3 separate regions of the Homo sapiens genome follow, and regions 1 and 3 are each linked to region 2. Evidence: chromatin contacts called from ENCODE Hi-C or POLR2A ChIA-PET data. All regions are on one chromosome and are shown on one strand. Each heading gives the region's core, a stretch centred on a gene start or an enhancer-like site at or near the end of the contact. The rest is flanking DNA. Distances are from core to core; before and after follow the strand shown. Region 1 overlaps MAP7D2 (MAP7 domain containing 2). Region 2 overlaps SH3KBP1 (SH3 domain containing kinase binding protein 1). Region 3 holds the start of BCLAF3 (BCLAF1 and THRAP3 family member 3).

Region 1 (3,793 bases), core at 1,030-3,529, 380 kb after region 2:
GATTACAGGTGTGAGCCACCATGCCCGGCCTACTTTCTGAAAGGAGCCAACGTATGAGCTCCTTGGGTGAGCACTATGAAAGACAACACTCAAGTTCAATTTTGGTTCTGCCAAGTTTGTGCCAATGTCAATCTTAGTATCTTAGAATCATCCAAATATCTACAACAAATAAGATGGAACAAATGACAACTTCCCCGAAAATGTCTGAGAAATATCCCTGGAGCTTTTCATCTCCAACCAACCCCTGCAGAACCCTAAAGGGCTTTCTAAACAAAAGATTAAATGGATCTTCATGATCATTTTAGGATTACAAATAATTTACTGCACTCTGTTACAACTGGACCCAGTATATTATGTATATAATATTTAAGCACACCATTCTTTTTTTTTTTTTTTTGAGACGGAGTCTCGCTCTGTCGCCCAGGCCGGACTGCGGACTGCAGTGGTGCAATCTCGGCTCACTGCAAGCTCCGCTTCCCGGGTTCACGCCATTCTCCTGCCTCAGCCTCCCGAGTAGCTGGGACTACAGGCGCCCGCCACCGCGCCCGGCTAATTTTTTGTATTTTTAGTAGAGACGGGGTTTCACCTTGTTAGCCAGGATGGTCTCGATCTCCTGACCTCATGATCCACCCGCCTCGGCCTCCCAAAGAAGCACACCATTCTTTAGAAGTCAGCTTTCATGTTAATATAACCAGGTTCACTTCCCCAGCATCTGTGCCTTCCTCTCTGGGAGCATCACAAGTTGGCATCATAGTGTGCCTTGCTGCCACAGCAACCTGTGCTTCTTCTAAGGAGGTTCCTGCTGCTGTCCAGGAGGGAGGCCTGAAGGCCTGGCCCACAGTGTAGGCAGTGGGAATGAGGAAGGGGGATGGCGTGACAAACACTGGATTGTCATGATTCCCCACATACATCTGGTTTTGCAGCCTAGATTAAATATCAGGGATATTAAAATGAGATAAGTACTAGAAAAATCCAAGTGCCATTCTTCATTTTGTTTTTGGTCATCTCTTAATCATTATGACACTATCAACAATATGAACGTCATCAAAAATTTAAAGGCCAACTCCTCAGCTCATTCCAGCCACCCCGCAATCTGACTCCAAACTCTTTTCCCAACTTTACCTCAGCACTGCCCTTTCTCCCATGCACCTTCTAGCTCATGCCATCCTTTATTCTACCCTGCTCCATCTGTTTAAACCCTGCCCATCTTCAAGACCCCCACTGTCCCCCAGCCCTATGATGCTCTGTGCTCCCACATGGTTTGAGGACTCTTATTCTGCTCTCTCTGTAACTCAGTCTCCCCTGGTGTGTTCCAGAGCCATGTGTGGCTGATGCAACTCTGGGTCTATACAGCTCCGGCCACTGTCCCCTTACATGGTGGCACCAATGCATGCACACAATGCTCAGAGGCAGGTGTGAAGTTAGTGGAAGGGGAACAAGCATAGAAAATCAAGTTTCTTTTTTCTCTAAACACAGTCAGGTTCTAGTGTCTACCTCAAGAGTCTGATTAATAAGAATTAGTTCTGTGTGAAAAGTTACAAAGAAAAGCCTAGGACGCCTAGACAGACGCTCTCATTGGCACCTACACAAACTCACCCACCCAGGCAGGGCCTGAACCTAGCTCTGTACTGCCCATGCTGCCCTCTAGGTGTTCATGGGCCTGCTCCGTATCTAAAGTAAGCCTGAAAATGGCTGAAAGCGCTCTTCAAACAGAGGGAAAAAAGAAAAACAGAGAAGAAAAAGGGCCAAACACACTTGAAACTGCCCACATTACCTTGAGGCTTTACAGAGGCTGCTTGTTCCACAGACATGCATGATTTTAGGCTGCCCTCTCATGGACACACATGAGAGTCACACCTTCAAATCATCTTTCCAGAAAATCTTTATTATCATGCTCACAGTCATCATCACCAGCATCATCATAATAAGAGGTAATAACTGAGCAGTTCCCAAGGACAAAGTGCACTGCTCAGACTTTCTCAGCCCAACCACCCTATGATGACAGAGGTGCTGTGATGATCCTTGTCTTACAGGTGTAGAAACAGAGGCACTTGAAGCCAGATTCCAATGCAAGAAACTGGCTTCAGGACCCACTTTAAAAACCATTAAATTTTTTTTTCCTAATCTCTCACATCTGGCGGAAAGGACCCACATTCTCAGTTACCGCTTTTCTGTGCTGCTTCCCTGGCACGGGAAGAAATGTAACACCTTAGTCTTAGTGCTGTAACGAAGTGATGCATGCAGGGAACAAATCTTAACCTGGCCCCAAGAATGAGCTTGCAAATCTAAAGAGAAGTCAAGTGTGACTCATTAGAGCAGTATGAAGTAAGCAGTACTGTGAGCCAAGCGCTGGCCCAGCTGGACACAGATGTGGCTCCTGTCCAGGCAGGCTAATTAGCAGCTTCCTCCTCACACTAGTGGTTTGAAAATGTTTGCTCAGCAATGTTTTAGGGCTGATGCTGGGTGGGGAAGGGGTTACAGAGGACCCTGGGGGAAGCTGTAAGGCCTCTCCTTGCTCATGCCACAATGCATGGCCGTCTCTTTCTTTTTTAAATTCAGTTTTATCCCACTGAAAGGGGTGGAGTGACTCAAACAGCCCAACATGGGCAATGTGGAATCTCTGTGTTCATTTGGTAGCCATGAGCTATACATGGCTATTTAAATTTCATATCAAAATTAAGTACAGTTACAGTTCAGTTCTTTAGTCACACTGGGCACACTTTAGGCGCTTAATAGCCACATGTGGCTGGCGGTTACCACCCTGCAGTGAGAAGCCTGGCAGCTCCCTCCTGTGATTCTCTCTCTGCACGTCTAGCTGCTCTGGGGCACATGTGGATAAGGAAGTCTGAGTTCAGTCGGGATTGAGATTTACTGGATGAGTAAAGCTTCTTCCACACAGCATCTGCTTCTTCTGCTTAATTGTTGAGCAAACATTTTGAGAATATCCATTCCAAGAGAAGCCAAATTAACTCATCTCCAGCTTCCACCTTCTGACTCTACATGTTTCTCCCAAAGGCTGTCAAAAAGCCCTTGAGCTCATTCCGAGGTAAGGAGGGCTGGAGCACAAACCATGGCCTCTAACAAATAAACCAGTTATTACCAAAACACAGCCAGATTTAAACCAGAGGAATTGAGGTAGATTACTGTGAACACTAACACCAGGAGATGCCCTCTAAAGACACAGTGTATCCAAGAAGTAATGCTTGATATGGTTTGGCTCTGTGTCCCCACCCAAATCTCATCTTGAATTGTACTCCCATAATTCCCAGGTGTTGTGGGAGGGAACTGGTGGGAGATAATTTCAATCATGGGGGCAGTATTCCCCATACTGTTCTCATGGTAGTGAATAAGTCTCACGAGATCTGATGATTTTATTTCTGCGTTTGCATCTTCCTCATTTTCTCTTGCCGCTGCCATGTAAGAAATGCCTTTCGCCTCCCTCCATGATTCTGAGGCCTCCCCAGCCATTTGGAACTCTAAGTCCAATTAAACCTCCTTTTCTTCCCAGTCTTGGATATGTCTTTATCAGCAGTGTGAAAATAGACTAATACAGTGCTGAATTCAGTTCCAAAAGAAAGTCTTTATGTATGGCCTGAAATCCTAAAATGTCTAACTTTCCTACCCAATCATCCTTTGTCCATGTGCCCTATTTGTGTGCATTTATCATCTTTTTTTTATCTTTTTGAGACAGGATATCACTCTGTTGGTTGCCCAAACTGGAGTACAGTGGCACGATCATTGCTCACTGCAGCCTCCAACTCTTGGGCTTAAGTGATCCTCCCACCTCAGCCTC
Region 2 (3,810 bases), core at 887-3,386:
CTTGGGTTTTCAAAGGTTCTCCCTGGCTTCGCTCTTAAGACTAAACTCCAGGGGGATGGGGAGAGGCAGAAATCCCTATTAAGGAGCAGTGGAAGTGATGAGACCTAGGTGGATGATGGACATATTTAGGAGGCAGAGCTGAGAGAAAGAGCCAGGGACAACCTGAGGGTTTCTGTCCTGAGCGATAGGAGTGGGAGATGGCGCTGCCTTCAACTGAGATGGGGAAAGCTGTGGGTAGAGCAGTTGGAGGAGGACGATGAGTTCAGGTTTAGGCAAACGGATATGAATTTAAGATCTTCAAGTGGAGATACTGAAGTAAGCAGGCAGTTGGACATACAGCTCTGAGGTTCAGGAAAGAAATGTGCTGAGATAAAAACTTTCAAGTATTATATTTGACATTGACATTGCTATCAACAGTAACTCAATTTATTATTGGCAGCTAAAACTAATATTAATAGCAATAATAAGAGTCATACACACACACACACACACACACACACACACACACACACACACACAGTCCTCCTACACAAAGAAGATAAAGGCCAGGAATCATAAAACAAACAAAAGGAATGAACTGTTTGCTGACTGAGTCAATGGTCGTTTTCACTTCAACCACTTGAATAAAAGAAGAAAAACTGCATCCAGTGTTCCTTTCCAAGATGGGGACTTGCTCTTTTGTAAATGTTCACAGGAATCTGAATGTGACCATATGCAACAGAAGTGAGCTCAAGAGCTGGGACACTAGTTTTCAGATCTTGAAAAATATCATATATTGATTGCTGAAAGGAACAATGCTGACTCAAAGAAACTTCAACATTGAAAAAAAAAGTTTAAATGAAACGGTTTTTAATTTCTAGGTATCTGCCCTTTCTGCCTGACTCATCTCTAGAGGGATTCAGTGTTCGAAAAGTTTCCTTTTCAGATTCTGCTTCTAATGCATGATGACACTGGGCAAGGTTGCTGAGGGCGGGTGGAGGGGTGGATGTCCTACAGCTGCAGAAGATGATGCAACCTTTAAAATGTTATCCCACCAAAAAAAAAAAAAAAGAAAGAAAAAAAAACAACAACACTTAAAAGCCACCCATAAACCTGAATTAGAGAGGTTGCCAATACCCCGTCCCCCAAATCTGCTGGCACAAATGTCAAAGCAAAAATTTCAGCACTAAATCGAATTAACAAACATGCCTTAAGCACAGCACGAGAGTAGCTTATTATAATTTGGAAAATTCCACAGTATTTATCAACTCCTAAGCAAGGCTACAATGCTCAGAAGTATACCACAGTAGACGTCATCGGCAGCCACAAGCGCGAGGGCTCTGGGTGTGTTGCTGTGGTAACCGCGTACTCAGCAGCAACATGCTGCCTGCCTCTCACTAGCCCAGAACCAGAGGCAGAAGGAAACAGCCAGCTTCCTGAAGGGAACAACCCAGGGAGTCACAGCACAGGCCATCTCCATCATTCACACCTGCGGGAGACTTCCTTTCAACAGTCTGAAATTATCTCCAACTAACTCTTAGAGAAAAGGTGCACAATTCCTTCACTCTAGTGCAGAACCACAGTCAGCACACCCAAGCACAAAGCACTAGAGAAATGTACAAGGAGCGGAGAGAGATTGGCCAGTGTCTGAAAAGTGTCAGGGTCATGCACTTAGGCGGGTCCAGGAATGAGGGGTTTTTCTGGGAAGCAGATAGAGAAGTACTGGTCCATTTCCAAAGTCATCCTGAGAAGCATTCCCTAGAGAGATCAGCAAGAAAGAAAGCAGCAAACTAGAGCATGAGCCTTTTGAGGGAAGTCGTTCCCACACAGAGGGAGAGCTAAAAAAGAAGACAGGACAAACAACTAGTACATGAGGACATGGAAACCCTAAAAGAGGAATTGGAAGCCTCCAGCACCAAACCCCACAACGTACTTTTGGATATTCCACATTAAGTTGAAATCAAATAGAAACTGTCGAACATACCTTTTCTACCGGCAGAAAGTCATTTTCTACTTCAATTGACCTTGGTCTTAGTTTGATTGGCTTGTCTTTGAAAATGTCTCCAAAGCCCACTCCCTTAACTTTCTTGGGCTGGATTGCTGCAGTTGCCACTGTCCCGTTGGCACCTTCAGACTTGGTGCTGCTTGAGTCACCCCCATCACTCTCGGAGCCTGTGGTTTCCCTTAAACCTGTCAAGAGTGGGGATGGGGAGAGAAAGAGCTCAGAAATCAGCCAGAGCCCTGAAGAAGAACTTCACAACCAGCCAGGAACCACCTCTAAAAGTGTGACTGGGCACAGGATAACTTGCACTAGGCTTTTGTATTCAGTATGTTGAGTAGTTTGACTGGCTCTGAGTTTTGTTTGATCTCCCCACCCCTTACTTTTAATTTTAAGATGTGAATCAAAACAACTTTTCAGAAAATCTAATTCCAAAGCAGATATCTTTGTACATGTGAAATTCACCCCTCTTTAGCCGGGAGCCTGGTTTTGATCCAAATTTGTTTTCCCATAGCCTGTGCAATAGCAACCCTTCCCACCCACCTTGTTGCCTCCCCACCCAGTCAGTACCACATACTGTACCTCCAATCTCTATGACTCATGTCAATTAGCAATTAGCAATGAAAGTAACATTTCCTAAAGGGAAACTGTAAAGCTAAAAGCCATTTAAACAAATGAGCAATTAAAGAAACCACACAAAATTATAACTGCCAAAGAATTCAATCTTTTTGGATGGCTTCACAAGGAATAAATGCATGCAGACATGTTTCTCTAGGAAAGCATTAAACCAAACTTGACATTAAGACGGTTTCACTAGCAAGACGATCATGTTTGTTAAAGAGGGAAAGGAAGCCGTCCTCCCAGAGGCCAGAATCCCCCAAACCTACAGCCCTTCTTCTCTCCTTTAAACACCAGTGTTTTCCCAAAGCTGAATCCCTTTCCAAAGAAGAACACTGGGGACATGACACTCTTCCTTTGATCTTCTGTGGCATGTGTTTGGAAGTCATAAAATAGTTATTAGCAAGACAACATGGACACTTACCTCCCCAGATTCTTTTTTCCCAAGGCTCTGCCCACAATCATGTTCCTAAAAGGAAGAGCCTATTTGTGTCTAGTTAATTTCTGGGTGTATTCTTCCTTTGATGGTCAGTATATCAATTATGCCATCAAAGGGCAGGATTCAAAGAATATTTTATGGAATACTAAACTCTGTCATTAACCTGTCTCTGAAAGCCTCTAGATGTGTAGAATAGCTCCTGAACATTTACTACATAACTCCTGATCATAACCATGCCCTTGAAATGAAAGTACGCCATCAAATGTTGTTCTCTATTAGCCAATTGTGCATTATCTTCCTACAGGTAAGGTGGCCTCCTAGTCCATAAGAATGATACACCAAATACTTGCTCACATAAAATCTCATAAAATGTGGAAGTCATTCAAATAAGGAAGTCTCAGTGCAGGAAGAAACTGTTAAATGAAAACAGACAAAATATAGAAAGGTCATTATAAACTGCTAACACGTTTCAGAATCAAATCCTTAAAACAATGGTTTTGTTTGTTGTTGTTGTCATTTTCCATAAAATGGTATTTTTAAGCCAAAAGGGTGGGGGAGGAGGAAGGTCCCCAGTGTACATTTTAATTAACTGAAAACCAGCATTTGTGAGCAAAAACACAGGACCGAATGGGGAACAGCCCACAACAAGGGGGTCGGCTGCAATTCACAGGAAGGATTAGAGTGTGTAAACATCAAGAACCCTCCCCCATTAGCTATCCATCTATCCATTTGTGTGTTTATCTGTTCATTGTTTTTGCAAATATCCCTGCTGGAG
Region 3 (3,744 bases), core at 895-3,394, 310 kb after region 2:
TGAGAAGCTGAAGTGCTATCAACAAATAAGAAAAAAGTGATGACTAGAGAGGGGTAGTTGTACTTGGTTGGAGAGTACAAGTATGGCTCAAAAGTATTCCTATAGAAATCCCTTTAAATGTTGCCTTTTGCTAGGGTGTGGGTAAGGACACTCACAGATTGTTGGTAGGAGTGCAAAACAGCATATCCTTTCCAGAGGGAAATTGAGCAATTCACATTAAAAAAAAAAAAACCCTTATGTGCATACTCTGCCCAATAATTCTATCATCTAGGAATGTACACTTAGAAAGTAATCATGGGCCGGGCGCGGTGGCTCACACCTGTAATCCCAGCACTTTGCGAGGCCGAGGCGGGCAGATCGCTGGAGGTCAGGAGTTTGAGACCAGCCTGGCAAATATGGTGAAACCCCATCTCTACTAAAAATACAAAAATTAGCCGGGCATGGTGGCACACGCCTGTAGTCCCAGCTACTCGGGAGGCTGACACAGGGGAATCACTTGAACCCAGGAGGTGGAGGTTGCAGTGAGCCGAGATCGTGCCACTACACTCCAGCCTGGGCGACAGAGTGAGATTCGAAAGTAATCATAGATATGCGGACTTTTACATTTACCCAACAATGTATTTTAATAGGGAAGAACTGAGAATGACCAATGAAATAAATTATAATATTACAGCCATATAATGGCATGCTATCTAGTCAGAAAAAGATAATTACAAAAGAGAATTCACTTTAGAAAAACTCATGTATTAAGCTCTGCATAGAAAAAGACTGGAGGTGTATAACCACATTCACAATGGTTACTTGGAATGGGGAAACCATATTCACCATGGTTACTTGGAACTTGGAATAGTGAAACAACGTATCTTCATTGTGATTTCTATCTTAGAAATGTGTATAAATGGCTAAATGTTCCTATATATAAAAATGTTTCTAATAAGACGTTTTAAAGGTTTCTTGGGGGTGACTGAAACAGCTGTGATTTCAAAATAAAATTTTAGTAGCCATTTAAAAAAAACATTAAAAATAAAACATTGCTATACCATTACCATTAAAATACCAATGAAAAATAAAGTCCTCGTTATGAATCTGCAGCAAAACCTTTCTTTTCAAATTCTGCTCTGTCGTTTGGACCTGTTCACATTCAGAAAAATGCTAAAAAGGCTGCCTGGCGAGGAGCCTAAAGAGGCCTTCCTGATTTCTACCTGCAGTTTGTAATTTGTTCCAGGAAAAAAAAAAAAAAAAAAAAAGGCAATCACCTAATAGGTAGTTCGAAAAGCACCTGAGTAGGAAAATATTTACGGGGTAGGTTTCTCTCCCATTTCTTTCCCTCGAGACCTACCAACAGGACAGTCCTGACAGCGACTGGCCCAGTTTCCCAATACAACCCAGAGAAGCACAGGAGATGCGCCAATTTTCAGGAGACGCTTCTAAAAAGACAAGTTTTACTTTACAATGCAGGATAATGAGCAGCCTTCACTACTCATTCTCGACGTTAACAGAGGAAGATGCCGCTGCGCGGCAGGAGCGCCTCACCAGGACAAAGCGGGGTACGGGGGGGTCCTCGGTTCAGGCCCCGCAGGCGACGCGTCCAGGGCCGCCTCGAGGACAAGGGCACCGTCCCCGGACACCGCCTTCCCGGCCCCCGCCCTCTTAACAGATGCAGGGAACCGCGGGGACCGCAACCTGCCCGACGACGGCGGAGGATCAGGGTCGCGGCAGCAGGTGCCCGGGTCGCCGTGCCTGTCGAGGGACCTCAGGGGCGCCGGGCAGCTGTCCCCTGGAAACCCGCGCCGGGTCGCCGCGCCCAAGGGAAGGCGCTGACCGAGGGACCTACGGGGCGCAGAGGAGCTGTCCCAACAGAACCCGAGTCGGACCGCCGCATCCTCCCCGCTGCCCCATCCGCCACCCCGAGAACCGCCCCTCCTGGGTGGCGGACACGCCCTCCCTGCGGGCCCAGGCCTCCTCGCCCCGCCTCCCCCCGAGCCGCTCACCCGGCCGGGAAGCCCCCGCCGCCGCCGCCGCCGCCGCCGCCGCCGCCGCCGCCGCCGCCGCCGCCGGCCCCTCGGGCCTCGCCCCTCACTCTGCCGCCGCCTCCCACAGCAGCGACACCCCAGCCACCTCTGCCGGGCCGCGGGACCCGGAACCACTTCCTTCCGGAACCGCCTCGCCCCGCCCCCACCCCGGCCCCGCCCACTGCTCGCGGCCTCGCACTGGGCCCGTTCTCCAGCCGACCCCTATCCTCTACTCTCCCGGCGAGGGTGCCCCGCCCGGGCTTCTCGGACCAGAGCGCTGCGCCCCCTGCCGGCCGTTCCCACTGCGGCCGCTCTGTCCAGGGCGCCTGCGCCCTCTGCCACCCGCCCGCCGGGTCCGGCTAGAGCGCCTGCGCCCTCTGCCGCCCTCTCGCCGGAAAGGAGGGGACCTAATGGGCGTTCCAGGTCCAGGGATCCTGGGGGTTAAGGCCCAGGGATTGGAGGTCACCCCTCAGTCATGGGCAGAACTTGATCCCGTGGGCCTTCCAGCTTTGTGCAGATCTCTAACCATTCACCTACCCTCTATCCATTTCCCACTCCTCAAATTAAGCATATTCCCGGAAAACAAAGCCTCCCCTCTGGACTTCCCAAATGGTCGGATGGTACCAACATCTATCCGTCATCCAATTCAAAAGATTGCCTCATCTCTGTCTACTCGCTTGGTTTCTCCCCTCCCACACTCCATGCACCAGCCTCAAAGGTAGTGTGTCTTCTTCACTCTTGAAGCTTTCCGCTTGACACTGATATTCTTTCTTCCCCTTGTGAAATAGCTCTTTCAGGCTCTGTGCCATCTGGTAGTAACACCTTTTGCCCTCCCTTGTCACTGTCACCTACTGACTGTCTGGCATTAGTTTTCCTCTCCATCTGATTTACTGCCATCCTCCCAATGAATCCAACATCCACAACCCAGCCTGGTTTCCTTCAGTTCCTCAATCCGAATGACCTTTACTTCTACTTTGTTCACCCGTAGTCTAGAAAATCTAGATATTCATCACTTGATACTGCTCCATCTCTAAAACCTTAAATGTTGAAATCCCACTACCCAACTTAAACCCATAGCCTTTGACTACAACCACTTTTTTATTTTTACTTATTTATTTATTTTGAGACAGAATCTCTGTCACCCATGCTGGAGTGCAGTGGTGTGATCTCGGTTCACTGCAACCTCTGCCTCCCGGGTTCAAGTGATTCTCCTGCCTCAGCCTCCTGAGTAGCTGGGATTACAGGCTGCGCCACCATGCCCGGCTAATTTTTTTTTTTTTTTTAGTAGAGACAGGGTTTCCCCATGTCGGCCAGGCTGGTCTCGAACTCCTGACCTCAGGTGATCCTCCCGCCTCAGCCTCCCAGAGTGCTGAGATTACAGGCGTGAGCCACAGCGCACGGCCTATTTATTTATTTAGAGATAGAGTCTGGCTCTTGTCACCCAGGCTGGAGTGCAGTGGTGCGATCTCGGCTCACTGCAACCTCTGCCTCCCAGGTTCAAGTGATCCTCCTGCCTCAGCCTCCTGAGTAGCTGGGATTACAGGTGTGCGCCACCATGCCCGGCTAATTTTTGTATTTTTAGTAGAGACGGGGTTTCACCATGTTGGCCAGGCTGGTCTCAAACTCCTGATCTCAAGTGATCCGCCTGTCTCAGCCTCTCAAAGTGCTGGGATGACAGGCATGAGCCACCGCGTCCCGGCCTTTTTTTGTTGTTTTTTTTTTTAAGAGTCAG

The links. A loop is a pair of places that touch in the nucleus more often than their neighbours do. ChIA-PET counts read pairs that join two places held with the same protein, here RNA polymerase II (POLR2A). Pooled maps may share reads with other maps.
Region 1: a pooled map shows a loop between it and region 2 (2.6-fold over the local background). The contact joins two enhancer-like sites. A Hi-C loop is called at or near these places in 1 of 168 maps with a recorded cell type or tissue (MCF 10A) and 3 of 50 pooled maps. POLR2A ChIA-PET finds 5 or more read pairs at or near these places in 1 of 52 experiments (MCF 10A).
Region 3: a loop to region 2 is called in a map of CD8-positive, alpha-beta T cell, with 11 times the contacts of the local background. The contact joins the promoter of BCLAF3 here to the enhancer-like site in region 2. A Hi-C loop is called at or near these places in 1 of 168 maps with a recorded cell type or tissue (CD8-positive, alpha-beta T cell), 3 of 37 single-sample maps with no recorded cell type and 10 of 50 pooled maps. POLR2A ChIA-PET finds 5 or more read pairs at or near these places in 1 of 52 experiments (activated T-cell).

The regions. Positions count from the first base shown.
Region 1 is chrX:20,065,537-20,069,329 of GRCh38, forward strand. All of the region lies in intron 1 of MAP7D2 (MAP7 domain containing 2), which reads right to left. Among named protein-coding and RNA genes, the nearest start is that of MAP7D2, 49 kb to the right of the region's middle. Within about 2 kb of position 2,280, at least 4 of the 41 ENCODE cell types and tissues checked have a DNase peak (open chromatin) inside an H3K27ac peak, as active enhancers do.
Region 2 is chrX:19,681,860-19,685,669 of GRCh38, forward strand. It overlaps SH3KBP1 (SH3 domain containing kinase binding protein 1), which reads right to left. Exons shown (of 18, transcript NM_031892.3): 6 at 1,964-2,169. Among named protein-coding and RNA genes, the nearest start is that of MAP3K15, 170 kb to the left of the region's middle. Within about 2 kb of position 2,137, at least 18 of the 41 ENCODE cell types and tissues checked have a DNase peak (open chromatin) inside an H3K27ac peak, as active enhancers do; they include CD8-positive, alpha-beta T cell, where a contact is called at or near this core.
Region 3 is chrX:19,988,917-19,992,660 of GRCh38, forward strand. It overlaps BCLAF3 (BCLAF1 and THRAP3 family member 3), which reads right to left and starts at 2,145. Exons shown (of 12, transcript NM_001367774.2): 1 at 1,992-2,145. LOC729609 (a long non-coding RNA gene) reads right to left here and starts at 863. Exons shown (of 2, transcript NR_024440.1): 1 at 770-863. RefSeq lists silencers at 1,528-1,897, 1,968-2,017, 2,058-2,487.